Regions from separate parts of the Homo sapiens genome. Here region 1 is linked to region 2. The links are chromatin loops, found by intact Hi-C in ENCODE. Cell type or tissue: OCI-LY7. All regions are shown on one strand.

Evidence for each region. A loop is a pair of places that touch in the nucleus more often than their neighbours do. Peaks named below come from ENCODE experiments on the same cell type or tissue, not always from the same donor. Only the 100,000 strongest peaks of a DNase experiment are listed, where the experiment ranks them.
Region 1: a loop joins it to region 2, with 2.0 times the contacts of the local background. A loop is called at or near these places in 1 of 110 quality-filtered maps.

What each region holds. Positions count from the first base shown.
Region 1 is chr2:221,290,514-221,298,513 of GRCh38, reverse strand. No RefSeq gene overlaps it. Among named protein-coding and RNA genes, the nearest start is that of EPHA4, 280 kb to the left of the region's middle. In OCI-LY7, no CTCF peak of the experiment used is centred here; a DNase peak (open chromatin) is centred at 4,003; H3K27ac peaks cover 563 bases.
Region 2 is chr2:221,199,502-221,207,501 of GRCh38, reverse strand. No RefSeq gene overlaps it. Among named protein-coding and RNA genes, the nearest start is that of EPHA4, 370 kb to the left of the region's middle. In OCI-LY7, no CTCF peak of the experiment used is centred here; DNase peaks (open chromatin) are centred at 4,161 and 6,861; H3K4me3 peaks cover 1,396 bases; H3K27ac peaks cover 3,538 bases.

The DNA of each region.
Region 1 (8,000 bases), 91 kb before region 2:
ACATTAAAGCTAGTTTTCTGAGTCTATAATTTCTGCAGTTTTTTTGCTGCCCTTCTCCTGTAGTAACCAGTTACCTTTTAGAAGACCGAAGAATTTAATGCAATTAATGTAATTTTTAACTTAACTAGTCTCAATTATTGGAATTTTGTTCTTATAGGGTGTCCAGACCATGGTGCCTTCCATGTGCTGGAATGCTCATTACCAGGTACCTTCTAGAAATATATTCTGCTTGCTCGTAAAATGTCCCTCCTGATCCAGCCTCCAATTTAATTACTTAGTAATCAGTTGGCTAATTGAACACTTTCTCTCGCAAGATTTTTCTAATTCTCAGCCAAAACTTTCCTCTGCTAATTTATAACAAGGAATGTTTTTCTTACTTGGTGTTTGCACATTCCCGGTACTTGTAGCTTTTATCATTTTTCCCCTTAGCTATTGCTCTGTCAGGTTTCTTGATTTGGCTCCTTTAATCTTTTCTCATCAGTCAGTCACTTCCAATTCCCCCATTCCTTTAATCATCTCCTTTGAACTCAGTCCAAGTTTTTGGATACTCAGGTACCCAAGACATCACGCAGCCGTCTAGGTGTGGTCTCACCACAATTGTGTGGAGCTGAGAGGGAAAAAGAGCAAAACAATCTTAAGTGAATCTGAAACTTGTTTCTATTTCCATCTCAAAAATAAGTCTTTCTACCCTCCATTAGTGTAGCAGTGTAGCTTTTTCTCTTCTTTCTTCCCAGCTTTTCCACATTCAATGAGAAGCATTAAGAGAGGGTTTTGGCCGGGCGTGGTGGCTCACACCTGTAATCCCAGCACTTTGGGAGGCCGAGGCGGGTGGATCACAAGGTCAAGAGATCAAGACCATCCTGGCCAACACGGTGAAACCCATCTCTACTAAAAATATAAAAATTAGCCGGGTATGCTGGCGTGTGCCTGTAGTCCCAGCTACTCGGGAGGCTGAGGCAGGAGAATCGCTTGAACCAGGGAGCCAGAGGTTGCAGTGAGCTGAGATCATGCCACTGCGCCCAGCCTGGCGACAGAGCAAGGCTCCATCTCTAAATAAATAAATAAATAAATAAATAAATTAAATAAGAGGGTTTTTTTGTTACTAGGTGTCACATCACACACAGATCACTCCTACCTAACAAAGTAAGAGGCATCCTGGGACCTAGAAGCAAGGTCAAATTCCCACACAAACACATATACCATTAGCCTATGCTGATTCTGAATTTTCAGATGCATGTTATTTGTTTTTGTTTGTTTTCTGCCTCCCCAAAGGCCTACAGGGTCTGGAAGGACACATGTGGCCTACGGACCTCCAGCAGTCTGGCAAACATCAAAACACTGTTCAACCTTCTTGCTAGATCATGGCATTTCCTGAGATGTATCAGTAAACATTCCAAATACAATCTTGGCCTCAGATTGAAGGAAACCCCGGGGCTTTCAGCAGAGCTTAGCAGCACAGATATGGGAAGGTGGCTCTGCTGTGATTGGCAGGAGGGGAAAGCTGGACACCTTCCTGTCACCTTTAATCCCACATCACCAGTGAGCCTGAGAAGGTTAGACATAGGGTAGCAAATGCAAAGATCATTCCTGCAAAAGACAAGTCTTCATACAATTGTCATTTAGGTTGAATCATGAGAACCTTGACGCTCATTAGAACTGAAAATTGGAGGCCGGGTGCAGTGGCTCATGCCTGTAATCCCAGCACTTTGGGAGGCCGAGGCAGGCAGATCACTTGAGGCCAGGAGTTGGAGACCATCCTGGCCACCATGGTGAAACCCTGTCTCTACTAAAAATGCAAAAATTAGCTGGGCATGGTGGGACGCACCTGTAATCCTAGCTACTCAGGAGACTGATGCAGGAGAATCGCTTGAACCCGGGAGTCAGGTTGCAGTGAGCTGAGATCATGCCACTGCACTCCAGCCTGGGCGACAGAGCGAGACTCCCTCTTAAAAAAAAAAAAAAAGAAAGAAAGAAAAGGAAGAAAAAAAGAAAACTGGGCTTGCATGACATACAGCAGTGAACTCCTTAGCTGTACTCCATGGGATTCTATTAAATCCGCTGCAGTTTCCCAGTGAAGAAATACTGTAGCTAGACACCCTTCATCTGCGCAGGAACTGAGTTTTTCATTTCACAGCTCAGCCTCTTTCCTAGTAATAAATTGACCCGAACTGGAGTCCTAAGACTGTCAATTTGCACTTTCCTTTTGTATCACCTCTTCTCTCCTGTTACAAATGTGTAGAACCATGACGGGAGATTAATATTGAAAGAGAACTTTTTCCCAGTTACATTTGATCTGCCTACTTCTGCCTTCTATTTCTTTCTCCAAGACTTATTTTAGTTCAGCAAAAGCCTCCAGGTTAATTTAACAAAGAATTCTTCCCTGAGCTTACCGGAGTTTCCTGCCCATGGGTGACCTGTTCTTCCACCAATTGAGATTTGTCACTGAGCGATTCTGAATGTTGATCTTGCTTCTTTAAGAGGGAACAGTGTGCCTTCAGGTCAATATCCCTCCTAACCACAACAGAATGTAAGCCTCATTCTCAGACAGAAAGCAATGCATTTGTTCAAAGATGAAGAAAACATAAAAGGGGATGAGGCTAAGGATGGAGACAGTTTCTGGGCGTTCACAGGTAAGCTGATACTTTGAGATTCTCGGAGATTAGTGTTCTATCAAACAGCAGAACATCTTTGGCAAGAAGAAAACTAAGGGATTAATGCTGGGGTGGGGGGAAGCTGACTGCAAGAGTATGGGGGACAGATGTGTACAGAGGGTGTCAAAGTCATTCTTCCTAGAGCTGGGAAAATTTAGACATTCTGGGGATCGAGCCAGTTAAATTTCATTTTAAGCCTTTCAGATCACAAGATTACAACAGGCATAGACAAGTTTAATTATAGTAGATGGAAGGTTAAAATGCACACACACTTACACCCTAGTGTGCACATACATACAAACACAGCGGCACAGTGTTTTCTTTTGTTTTTCTGGTGAATTCATGTTACTGCTAATTACTTAGGGGTAAACATTTGTTGGATCAATTGTAGAATCCACTGGCATATGCTATAAACAGGTTGAAAATAATCAAAAGAAAAATTCTCTTTGACATGTCACTGACACCTTGAAGACAGCGTATGAGAGAATAAAAACAGCATTGGAGGCCTGGCGTGGTAGCTGTCACCAGTAATCCTAGCACTTTGGGAGGCCAAAACGGGCAGATTGCCTGAGGTCAGGCGTTCAAGACCAGCCTGGCCAACACGGTGAAACCCCGTCTCTACTAAAAATACAAAAATTAGCCAGGCGTGGTAGTGCATGCCTATAATCCTAGCTACCCAGGAGGCTGAGGCAGGAGAATTGCTGCAACCCGGGAGGCAGAGGCTGTAGTGAACAGAGATCACAACACTGCACTCCAGCCTAGGTGACAGAGCAAGACTCCGTCTCAAAAACCAACCAACCAACAAACAAACAGCACTGGAGGGTACATACAGATCCTGGCAAATTCTAAACATTACTAGTGTGTGTGTGCATGCGTGTGTATGTGTGTCTTGAGAAATTTAGTCATGAGGTAGAAAAAATAAAGCTTCAACATAATGCATTTAGGTTAATGTAGTAGACTGATTTTAGAAATAATATAGAGGCAGCCATCAAATGTAAGCTGCAGAGCTGAAATAAAGTGATTTTTTTTTTCAGTTTTCTATTTCACGTAACAGACTATGCCACAACTTACTGATTTATTATTTATTTTATATTTCTCACAGTTCTCTGTGTTGATTGAACTCAGATGGGTGGCTCTTCCATTCCACATGGCATCTGCTGGGGTCTTTTACTTGGCTGCATTCAGCTGGGAGCAAGCCTGGGCATGGTATGCCCAAGATAACCTCACTGGAATGCCTGGGGCTCTGCTGGGGACAGCTAGAAGGCCAGGATCTCTTTTTTTCTAGCAAGATAATGGTGCCTCTTTATATAGTAGCTCAGAGCCCCCAGAGAACAAAAGCAGAAGCTACTAAGCCTTGTAAGGGCTACAGCTGAAACTGACACAGTGTCACTTCCTTCTCATTTGATTGGTGGAAGCAATTCCCAAGGCCAGCCCAGTCTCAAGGAGGGAGAAATGGACTCTACCCCTGAGGGGAAGAGTGGTGACCAGATGCGCGCACAAAAAATTATTCACAGCCATTTTATAAGTTTTCAACACTTCTATGGCAGTTGTATAGGCACATCAATTGAAAAGGGTGGGGTCAGAAATCTGAACTCTGCTCCAGTTTCCAAATACATAGTCTCCATGTGTAAGAGAGGTTGTAGTTTCCATCCAACTCACCTGCAATCACAAGACCCTCCCTTTCAGGTTTGAGCGGAGAAGTGAATTAGATGCCTTTGTAGGTTACCACTCCCTCGAATGCTTCCTTATGCTTCTGAAAGTCAATAGACTCGGGTCATGGAACTGCTGCTCTGTTGAAACCTAGCCGTGTGTCCTTGCTCATATTGGCACATCATTAGAGAGGTTTAAATATTTTAATTTTTTTCCAATTTTTACTCAGTTTCTGGCATTGACATTAACCAGCCAATGTAGGAGAATAAAATACTATACAGACCACTGTTCAATTTTCTAGTTATGTATTAATCATAGTTACACTGAACTTGGAAAATCTTAAATACCATCATTTGGCTTGCTTATGTTTTTAGTCTTTATTTTTATTTTTATTTTTATTTTTATTTTTTTTTTTTGAGACAGTGTCTCACTCTGTCACCCAGCCTGGAGTGCAGTGGCATGATCTCGGCTCACTGCAACCTCCACCTCCTGGGTTCAAGTGAGTCTCATGCCTCAGCCACTCTAGTAGCTGGGGTTACAGGCTTGTGCTACCACATCTAGCTAATTTTTTGTATTTTTAGTAGAGACGGGGTTTTGCCATGTTGGCCAGGCTGGTCTCGAACTCCTGGCCTCAATTGATTCATCCCCCTCTGCCTCCCAAAGTGGTGGGATTACAGGCATGAGCCACAGCACCCGGCCCATACTTACATCTTTAGTTGAATAAACTCCATAAGGCTGCCCACAGTGGCTCATGTCTATAATCCCCGCACTCTGGGAGGCTGAGGCAGGCGGGTCACCTGAGGTCAGGAGTTCGAGACCAGCCTGGCCAACATGGCAAAACCCTGTCACTACTAAAAATGCAAAAATTAGCTGAGTGTGGTGGCTCATGCCTGTAATCCCAGCTACTCACAAGGCTCAGGCAGGAGATTCACTTGAACCCGGGAGGTGGCGGTTGCAGTGAGTCAAGGTCATGCCATTGCACTCCAGCCTGAACAACAGAGTGACTTCATCAAAAAAATAAAAATAAAATAATAAATAATAAAACTCAATAAGACTATTTACTTTTAAGATGAAGTAATCAGATCTCTGGTTTGGCTGTGTCCTGCTTAAGTTTAATTTTATGTTTTAGGAAGCTTGTCACCCATTATATCCATATTTATTTATTACCTACTACGTGCACTATGGTGTGTTTGTTCATTGGAACAAATGTTTTATCCAGAAATTGTATAGATAAGACAGGTCTTTCCGATACCGACCCATTTAGGAGTCATGATTCTATACAATCAGCAACATAGATTGGAAAGTAAACATACTGAAGAAACTTGAATTTGATGCTAAAAATGAAACAACAAAAAATATATTCTAGGCACATGCAAAATGTTTCCTTTGTGTCTTCTCAGCGGTTAAAAATAAATTCTATTCCATGAGAGGCAAGAGATTTTTCTGGAGATAGAGTAAATACACAAAATAAAAGATCATCAAGGTACATGCTGAAAATAATGGAACTATTTATAAAGCACAATTCTAAGATTATGAATACCAGTAGAGTGATGATTTGATAAATAATTCTAATGTTAGGTATTTGATGGAAATTATTATTACAAGGTAGAACAACCATAAATTAGTATTATTTTTATTTATTCCAAAATATTTAACGAATGCGTGTTTCGGAAAATGTAAGAATGAGCACAGAAGACAAATATTTTTCTTTCATATACTATCTTTTAAAAAAAAAATCATAAAACATTTTTTTTCTAAAATAGCTATTTTTAAAACATTCTAAAATCTTTATTATCATTCTAAACAATTTTCTCTAACAAGCAAACATGCCTCAAAGCTTTTTACAGGTGAATCCTTTAATCTCTATCAGGGATCAACAAATTGCAGCCCAGGGCTCAATCCCTTCCATGCCCATTTGTTTAGTTATTGTCTATGGATGTTTTCATACAGCAACAGCAGACTCAATGCAACAGAAACCAAGGCCATAAGGCTGCTGAGCTGAAAATATTTATTATCTGGTTGTTTCCAGAAAAAAAAAAACAGCCAACCTCTGATCTAGAATCCATGACAATATCAAACTTTTTATAGTTGAATAAGATAAAGAGGACCTTGACTCTAAAAATGATTTCCATAATCTATTACAATATACTATTTTATTTTATTCTGTTGCACAAGGTTTTCAAAAAGAAGAGTTAGCTTTGGAATTTCTCTTCCACTCCTCATCCTCCAATCCCAAAATAATCTTACCTTGAATCTCTTCCCATACATAATGAGGATGGAGGCTGAGATACAGTGGAAGTTGTCATGCTCAAGGTGGGATGGAGGCCTTGGAGCTCTGACAGTTACATTGCTTTGCAAGTGCTCCTCTCTCCAAAGAAGTGTGTGAAGCTTTCTGAAGAACCCCCTGGACTACAAAATTGCTTCTGAGCCAGATGGATAAAATTAATGAAATGTCAAAGCTAAAAGGAATTATAGATGAAGATACCAAAGCTCAGACGACTTAAATGCTTTAGGCCAGGGTCTACACTAGTTATTGGCAGAACTAAAAGCCAAGATCAAAGCCATGTGACTTGATTTCCAACCCACACTGCCTCTTCCATTCCTGCAGAGGGTGAGACATGGGCTGGTCTCGCTTGGTGGCATAGTAAACCCAAGACCAGCAATGTCTTTTTATTGTACATGTCAACAGGTTCCTAAATAGATTTCAGAGCAGTGACCTAGGAAGAGAGACAGATGACAACTCAAATGAGAAGAGATAGCCATGTTTCAAAATATAAGAAATTCAGGATGGATTGAAGAAAGTAAATTTTAAAAGAAAGTTTTAAAATAAACTGATAATACTGTCAAGTATTTTTCTCCAACACATGGTGTTTTAAGGTTTCCTATAGCCAGCACTAGATTAGATCATATGTATTTCTATTTATGTCATGTTTTCCTAATTTCAGATTAAAGGAGGTGGTATAACCTCCTTTTATTAACCCTGAGAGAGAGAAACAGAGAGCGAATGAGAAAACAAGACCTGTTAGAAAAAACTATAAGACTATAACATTATTTTAGAAAGGGAAGTGGAGATATAATTTACTTGAAATTGTAAAGAAATTTAGGTAGAGAAAGCTGAATTACTAAAGTAGGAATTTGACAGGGCACTGAGGTTAACAGCTTGAGCCTTATGACAAAGGTTATGGGATCTCAAATGAGGACAAGTGACCATGAACATCTAGTTAGTATCCTTTCAATTTATGGAAGGGGTTAGAAAATCTATTTTGGCCTACGACTTCTTCAAGCCTCACAAGATAGATTTCTGTTTATTACACTTCTAATAATAGTATTACTACTCATTGGTAAAAATTAGAAGCAAATTAGGCCATTAACCATTACTACCTGTTATATCTTTTAAGAGGATGATGTTTTTCAAGTACCATGAGAGATCTAATAGTAATTACTGAACAGTTAATGTCTTTGTCCCTTTATTTTAATGGCACTATCAATTTTAAAGATGAAAGTTTGAATGAAAACTTTAGGAAACTTTAGTTGTAGGTACTCAGCCAAAGTAGAATTACTGTGCTTAGGAGCTTCAAAGAAAATAATTCACTGAAACTTATGTATATATGCTTTTTTTTTTTTTTTTTTCCATGAGACGGAATCTCGCTCTGTCGCCCAGGCTGGAGTGCAGTGGCACAATCTCAGCTCACTGCAAGC
Region 2 (8,000 bases):
AAGTAGCCCCATGTGACAAGTGGCTGTCGCATTGCGTGGTACAACTCTAGATCCTGATATCCAATATCCTACTCAAACCGTGGGAACCTAAGAATTTTGGTTTGGGATGAGGAGATTACATATTTTTTATTGCTTCTTCTTTTTTTTTTTTTTTTTTTTTTGACAGAGTCTCACTCTGTCATCCAGGTTGGAGTTCAGTGGTACGATCTCAGCTCACTGCAACCTCCACTTCCTGGGCTCAAACAGTACTCCCACCTCAGCCTCCTGAGTGGCTGGGACTACGGGCATTCACAACCATGCTTGGCTAATGTTTCTATTTCATGCAGAGACAGGGTTTCACCATGTTACCCAGGCTGGTCTTGAACTCCTGAGCTCAAGAGATCTGCCCGCTTCAGCCTCCCAAATTGCTGGGATTACAGGTGTGACCCATCACACCCAGCCTTCACATTTTTCTAGTCCACATGAATCTGTGGATGTGTCAGGCACTAGCATCTGGCCCTGCTATCGTTATTATATGAGTTCCTTCCAGGAATCATGCTGGCAGGCTGGATTAATTAACACTGTACAAGTAAAGAAGCTGGAAGTAACTAATTACATGAATTTGAGTAGTAGTTCAGATTAATTTTTTTTAAATTACATCATAAAACTTTGATGTTTAGCAAGTTTACCAGTAGAAGAAATCTAGATTCAATGCTCTTCGCCTTATGCGCTGGATTCATGTTTGAGTCGCATCTATTTAGATGGACCTTCTTGACTCTTCATGGCTATTGATGCAATTTTATTGTCTGGCAATGATTTTGACTCCTCATCTTCTGGACAAGCATGGAATAAGCTTAAACTCACTGGCTCTATGTAGACCTTTCCAGCTATCACACAAAAACTTACCTACCTGAAGTGGCAGTCTCTTGAAATCTTGTCATATGTTTGGCTACTTTTTAATTTTACTTGTGCTAAGATGTTAATAGGTAACCATTGTTTCATCACTGTCAGATAGTATATTAGTATTCTAGAGCAATAGCCTTTAGTGTCTGGAGCCAAAGAAGAGACTAATAGGAAGAGTTCTAGTTTTCTCTGATTGGCAACTGAGCTGTGTAAAAGCAGAGGGCAATATGAGAAAATTCAACTCATTAAATATTTAGAATATGACAATGACATGGAAAACTTTGAGGTAGAGAAAAATGACTCCTCTTTTTTGTGCCAAGTAAGTCACAGGGCAAGTCCTCTCCTATCGTAAAGTTAAGTCTAATAATATCTGCAATTCATTGGACCTTTTAAGAACTTCAAAGTATGGAGTAATTAAATCCTGGTGTTTTGATTGAATATATATTTTTTAAATTCTAAACTATTCAAGCAAAGAGGTAGGGACATTTGCTAACTTTATGGTTTGTGTACCCACACACATCCACACATATATGTATATATAAAAACATATGCATGGCTGGGCATGGTGGCTCATGCCTATAATCCCAGCAGTTTGGGAGGCTGAGGTGGGCTGATTACTTAAAGTTAGGAGTGGGAGACCAGACTGGCCAACATAGCGAGATCTAATCTCTACTAAAAACACAAAAATTAGCCGGGCATTGTGGAGCATGCCTGGGTGACAGAGCGAGACTCTGTTTAAAAAAAAAAAAAACATATGCATGTATCTATGTGTGGATGGGTATGTGTGTGTGTGTGTGTGTGTGTGTGTGTGTGTGTGTATTTTCCCCCACCCCAATAGCAGGTAACTATAGGGAGTGTATTGTTCCCTTTGCTGAGAGTTCATGAGTTTTACCATTTGCTGGTTGTGCAACCTTGGGGCAAATCTCAATCTCTGTCAGCTTCAATTTTCTTACTTATAAACTAGGAGTAATGATACTTCTGAGGATTATCAAGAAAATTAAATGTTAGTAATACATGAGAAAACAGTAAAATAGGAAGCCATTTAAGGTCAACAGATTTGATGGGGGGTGAGGTGAGAATTGCTCTTTCTCCAACATGATTATGAGGGCTTGAGCTGATGTCTGATTTGACAAATGCACTAAGAAGCATATGGATACATTTTCCTGACAGATGGCTGATAAATTTTACGCTGCACATGCATGACTTTCTATGGAGTTGCTTTAGCTCAAAGAGCCTCTTTCAGGAATCTTTATGGGGCTAAACTACGTTAGGTGAACCTCAGCAAACAAAGAGCCTGAGGCTTGAACCTAATGCAAACAGTTGCACGGACGTTCAGTATGCTGAGTGTAAATAACATCTTGAATGCCACCAAATGTCAATACCGATGCTTGATGGTATGGCATAAATTCAGCTTTAATTGAGCAGAGCTAAATCCAACCAAATGGACCTGTTTATATCCTCAAATACTGAAATGAAGCCTAAATAATGAAGATTTTATGCTTTGTGTTTGGGATGTCCCCATATATGAAATATATATATATATATATGTATATATGAAGAGAAGTATATATATATATATACTTCCTTAGTCTGACAGTTCTTATCGACTTGAGAACAAAGTCTTAAGTAAACAGCCATCCTCAGATACCAGCTGTTCCAAGGGCTACTCTACCGCACAGGGGAAGGGTGATTTATGCACAAGGAGAAATTGTTTATATTATGTGGCAGTGTGTCCCTGCTCCATAAAAAATTAGTAACCAAATCCATCTATAACAACCTTAAAAAATAACATGGGTTCACAGGAGGTTCAGTTGCTGGGTGCTAGCACATTTATGGCTTCAAATAGATAATCCAGGGGATTTAAACAGACTGCTGAAAATGACTATTATAAGGTGTTCCTGGAGTAAAGTGCTGGAGTTGAGCACTTTAAACAACTGTTTTCAGGCACAAAATCAAATACACTCTGCCTGTTGATTTCTAGCCAGGTGTCTGATATTAAATTATATATATATATGAAATATATATATATTTATATATAAAATATATAAAATCTGAAAGAATATTGCAGCTGATGAACAATAAAGATTTTCATTGTAAAATGGAGATGTTGGGAGATAGGAGGTTGCTGTTCTATTTTTTTTTTTATTTCAGGAGATGAATTGCAATCTCTTTGCCACAAAATCCAAATCTAGTCATTAAAACTCTGATTTTCAAAAGAAGCTCTTGCATGCATATATGCATATGGCTTAGATAGAGCTGAAATTCTTGATTTTCCACTCAGGTTCTTTCTCCCTTGTTCTGTAATGGATCAAGGTGAGAAGAGTTGTTTATGATCTTTATAAGTGGTACCATGTAAGCATGGATTTACTATCATGCTGCACTTAACTGCCTCTTCTGTAGGCTAAATAGCCTAGTTCTACAAACCTTCCCCTAAGTGTAGATCATTTTCAACTGTTTAATAGCTATCTTTGTTGCTTTCCACTGAAGGATTTCCAAATTATTTCCACCCTTCTAACGTTTTCATCATCAGTAACATTGCATCTGTGAAGTAAATGTTCTGCTGGGCACTGTGCCAGATTTGATTGCGAATGTCTTCTACCTGTTCCACAAGCTTTAGGGCCATGTTACAAACAACACAAATGAGATCAATACATTTAATAACACATTGACAATGCATGGCCTTTGATTCAGGCAGAGAGAAAGACATAGGCATTGCCTGGGTCTTTTTATCTTGTTTTACCTATTTCCATTAATGATTTTGCTCATTCATCAAGGCTCTTTTGTTAGTTATTATTTGGAGGGTTGTCACTGAGTTTTAAATTCAGTCTAAAGATATATTTGAAATCCACTCAGTTTCAGCCATATGGGTTGGAAGAGAAGACTTTGAACTATCATCAGGACTATATGAGGGTCATTATCCAAGAATTAGGAACCAGAACACCAATGGAAGGGGGAGTGGACACTTGTGCAGCTGTATCCTGGGTTTTAGTGGACACTCCAGGGCCATATATAAGTCAGGAAGATGATGTGAAAACCAGAAGATCCAGGTATTGGAAAAGGTGGTATAAAAACCAACTAACCACTAACAACATTAATAACAACAACAAAACAAAAATAGAGGTAATTATAGATTAATCAGACAGAACACCTCTCAAGGCAGCTGTTGAGTAACAGCTCTTCCCTATCCTGGGTTTCCTTTTGCGGGTGGCACTGGCTCTCTGGTGAGGTCAGTTCAGGGACCAGGTGCAGGCTGATCTAAGGCTTGCACCTGCATTCATTATGAGGAAGTAAAGAAATAACCCTGAGGGGAAGAACTCTCAGTTCAGAGATGTGAAAACCTGGTTTTAAATAATGAATATTCATTATTAAACCAATAACCTGATTTGGTAGACTTCCCCATCCTCATACAGTGACCTCCAGGAAGTTTAAGCCACATTTACACATCAGTGATCGCATTGAGGGAGAACTCCTCAGCCTGTACATCTGTACTTTCTTTGTTTTCACTCATCTTTATACTCATATGTACATTTTCTCTAGTTCTGGTTTTGCATCCTTATTTATATTTTCCCATATTGATAGCAGGGGTTCTTGTGCTTCACATTATTTACAAAAGAAGACAGGGAACAAATAAGTAAATGTCTGCATCCATAAAGCAAAAGCATTGAGTGGATCGTAAAGCCTTGCTGCTTTGTGTATTCTACCTGTTGTGATATTTACTTCCCAATATCTGTCTAGGTGGGCAAAATTCACAATCTACATAAGAATGAAATGAACTTGTTCTCTTGAAATTTTCTTACTTCCCTAAGCATGAAATAGAAGTACACCTTGTTTTCCTTCAGTGAAAACTCAAGTGTAGTCTGGTTGCCGTCTCTTTGAACAGGCAAGAATAACATGTGTTTTGGATCAGATGCCTCTCATGTGCATTCTTGAGGATCCTTGGTAACCTTAAGGAACAGAAGCAGTTTTAAACTTAGGCTCATAAACTGAGAGTCACACTGTCATGTGGTAGGCATGGTTCCTTGTGATCAAGGACTTTGATAGGTAGCTCTATACTAATTCTGTTCTGCAGTACCGCTAATACGTAAGTAGGATCTGAAATTGAACCCTAGACGCATTCTGATGATGCATTGAAACTGTCTTTTTAAGTCTCCGGAAAATTTTATTTTCCCGTGTTGGATGGGGAATAGTCACAAAGAGATACAATTTGAGTCTTCTGCGGCTATGCCATTCAACATTTTAATCCAAACATCCCTTTTTCCTTATCCTCCCAGAGAAAGCATTCTTTTGGAGAGTAATGAACGAAATGAATAGTGGAGATGACATGAAATATCTTCTTAGAAAATTATCCTTATTCTTCTGTTGAGAGTCCAGGATTTGCAGTTCAAAGACATGGGTTCTAGTCCTGGTTCCCACTATTATGTACTCTGTGATTTTATACAAGACATTGAAATTCTTTGAGCTTAATTTTCCTCATCTGTAAAATGGCAATAATGATTCCCTTTTGGCCTGGTGAGGAGCTGTTGAGATAATTTATACAAAGGTTAATGATCTAATCTTCTATGCACCTAAGCCATGGACTCCCATGCTCATGCCTTTGACCTCGTAAGACCTCCTGTCCACCAAATCTATCACCATCTCACTCTCAGTTATTCTATTTTGTGTTTTCATTTGCTTTAAAAAAAAAACACACACAAACAGATAAGACTCTATTGTCTGTAATTACAACACTTTCTTGCAAATATAACTCCTTTGCCAGGCCAGGCATGATGGCTCACGCCTATAATCCTGGCACTTTGGGAGGCCAAGGTGGGTGGATTATTTGAGGTCAGGAGTTGGAGATCAGTCTGGCCAACATGGTGAAATGCCATCTCTATTAAAAATACAAAAATTAGCCAGGGCTGGTGGTGTGTGCCTGTAATCTCAGCTACTTGGGAGGCTGAGGCAGGAGAATCACTTGAACCCGGTAGGTGGAGGTTGCAGTGGGCTGAGATTGCATCACTGCACTCCAGCCTGGGTGACAGTGTAAGCGAGACTCTGTCTCTAAATCAATCAATCAATCAATCAATCAATAAATAAATAAATTAATAAATAAATAAATAAACTCCTTTGCCTTTCTGTCTCTCCTGACAGTGTTGTTCACGGAAGTTCCTGCTCTGGTTAATATACTCTTCTGTACTTTAGGCTTGTATCTGAGTCAAATGTTCCTAAAGAAAAATACACATGCTTGCTGAATGTTTTTACTTTAAATTTCTGGCCACAGATCTCAGATGGGCATTCCACCCCATCTCCTGTTCCCTGCTCTACCTGCTGATGACCTTGCTTCATTTTTCTTTGAGAGAACAGAAGCATCAGTCAGGAGGCCTCTCATCCACTCACCTTCAGCATTCTCAATTTTCTCACATTCTGTATTTTGTAAACAGTACAGGGATCTATGAATATTAATTATTATTTTGGTTTCATAATTCTTGGTTGGATATATCTAATGCATTTGGAATACTTTCTAAAAACCCTTCTCAAATTTGACCTCATTAAACTGTTGTACAGAAAAGGGACTATATTAATCACAGTGCAGTATTGTGAAATTTGTCTTTATTAAAATGTGTACTAGAAGCATATGGGTCACAAAAGGAGCTGCTTAAGTCTGACCAAGGTAATGAGCAATTTGACCTTTTTGCCATTGATTATTTTTGGAATATTTATATTTGGAGGAGGGATAAAGAACATTCAAATTTAAGTATTATTCACTAGGTTTGAGAGCTGAGTATAGGTGATACATAATTGCCTATGTTACGTTCTACTTTACTTTCAAGAAACCCACAATGACCTGTGATTGTGTTGTTAAAAACTCAGGTTCCAAATAAAAAAAATGTTCCTTTTCCCCTTTGCACCTTGTCACTTGCAAATCAATGAGAGCCCTATTTGCTCACCCAAGGTTAAGCCATTCAAACCATTCAGCTGAGAAGGGCATCCTCAACCACTTGTTAAACTTCCTCTATGAAAGGGCCCTTCATAAGCAGCCTCTCTCGGGGAAGCAGCAAGGAGACAAATTAACAACTTGAAAAATAAGGCTGTATTTTCACAATCTGTCACAATCTCTTTGATCTTGTTATGAAAAAGACTTGTCAGATTTCTTTTTCTTCTCTAAGTTATAGCTCTGTAATGATCCCAGACTCCAGGATGCAGTCATTACTAGGTGTGCTGAAAAGCCAGCCTTGCATTCTGTTCCACGGTGCTATCTATGTACCATTTTCAGTCCCAAATCTGTTAGAAGTGATAGTCTAACCCTTGAGCACAAGGGCAAGACAATAGAGGTAGTGTATTGGGACTTTAACTTTCTCAAAATGAATGAAATAAGCTAAGTCTTTAATGTGGCTGATGACATACAGCAAAGTAGAATTGGAAATAAAGTTTTATTCTTTCCCTTTAGCTTGTTTCATCATCTTTTCTTAGGTATTTCCTTTAAAACATTGATTCTATGAAATGGTCCGTTAGAGAAAATTTTCTGTAATCAAAAAAGTGGGGAAATATTTGTGTTGCAAACTTTTTTTTTTTTCTTTCTTTTGAGACGAAGTCTTGCTCTGTCGCCCAGGCTAGAGTGCAGTGCTGTGATCTTGGCTCACTGCAACCTCCACCTCCCAGGTTCAAGCAATTCTCCTGCCTCAGCCTCCCAAATAGCTGAGACTACAGGCACGTGCCACCACACCTGGCTAATTTTTTGTATTTTCAGTGAAGATGGGGTTTCACTGTGTTAGCCAGGATGGTCTCAATCTCCTGACTTCGTGATCCACCCACCACGGCCTCCCAAAGTGCTGGGATTACAGGTGTGAGCCACTGCGCCTGACCTCCAATCTTTTTAAGAAATTCAAAATGCAAAGTTCTGAAAAACCCTGCTGTGTGTGACCTTGAGCAAGCTACTCAACCTCTCTGTGTCTGTCAGTAAAATCAGGGATAATAATAGCAGCTACTTCATTGGATGGTTTGAAAGCTTAAAAGAGTGAATTTATGTAAAATACTTAGAGCAGTGCCTGGCACTAAGAGAGCTATTATTTTTTACTGCAGTATTCTTCAAACCTTTGAGCAGACAATCCATTAACCCGAAACTCAGCAGAAAACCTGCC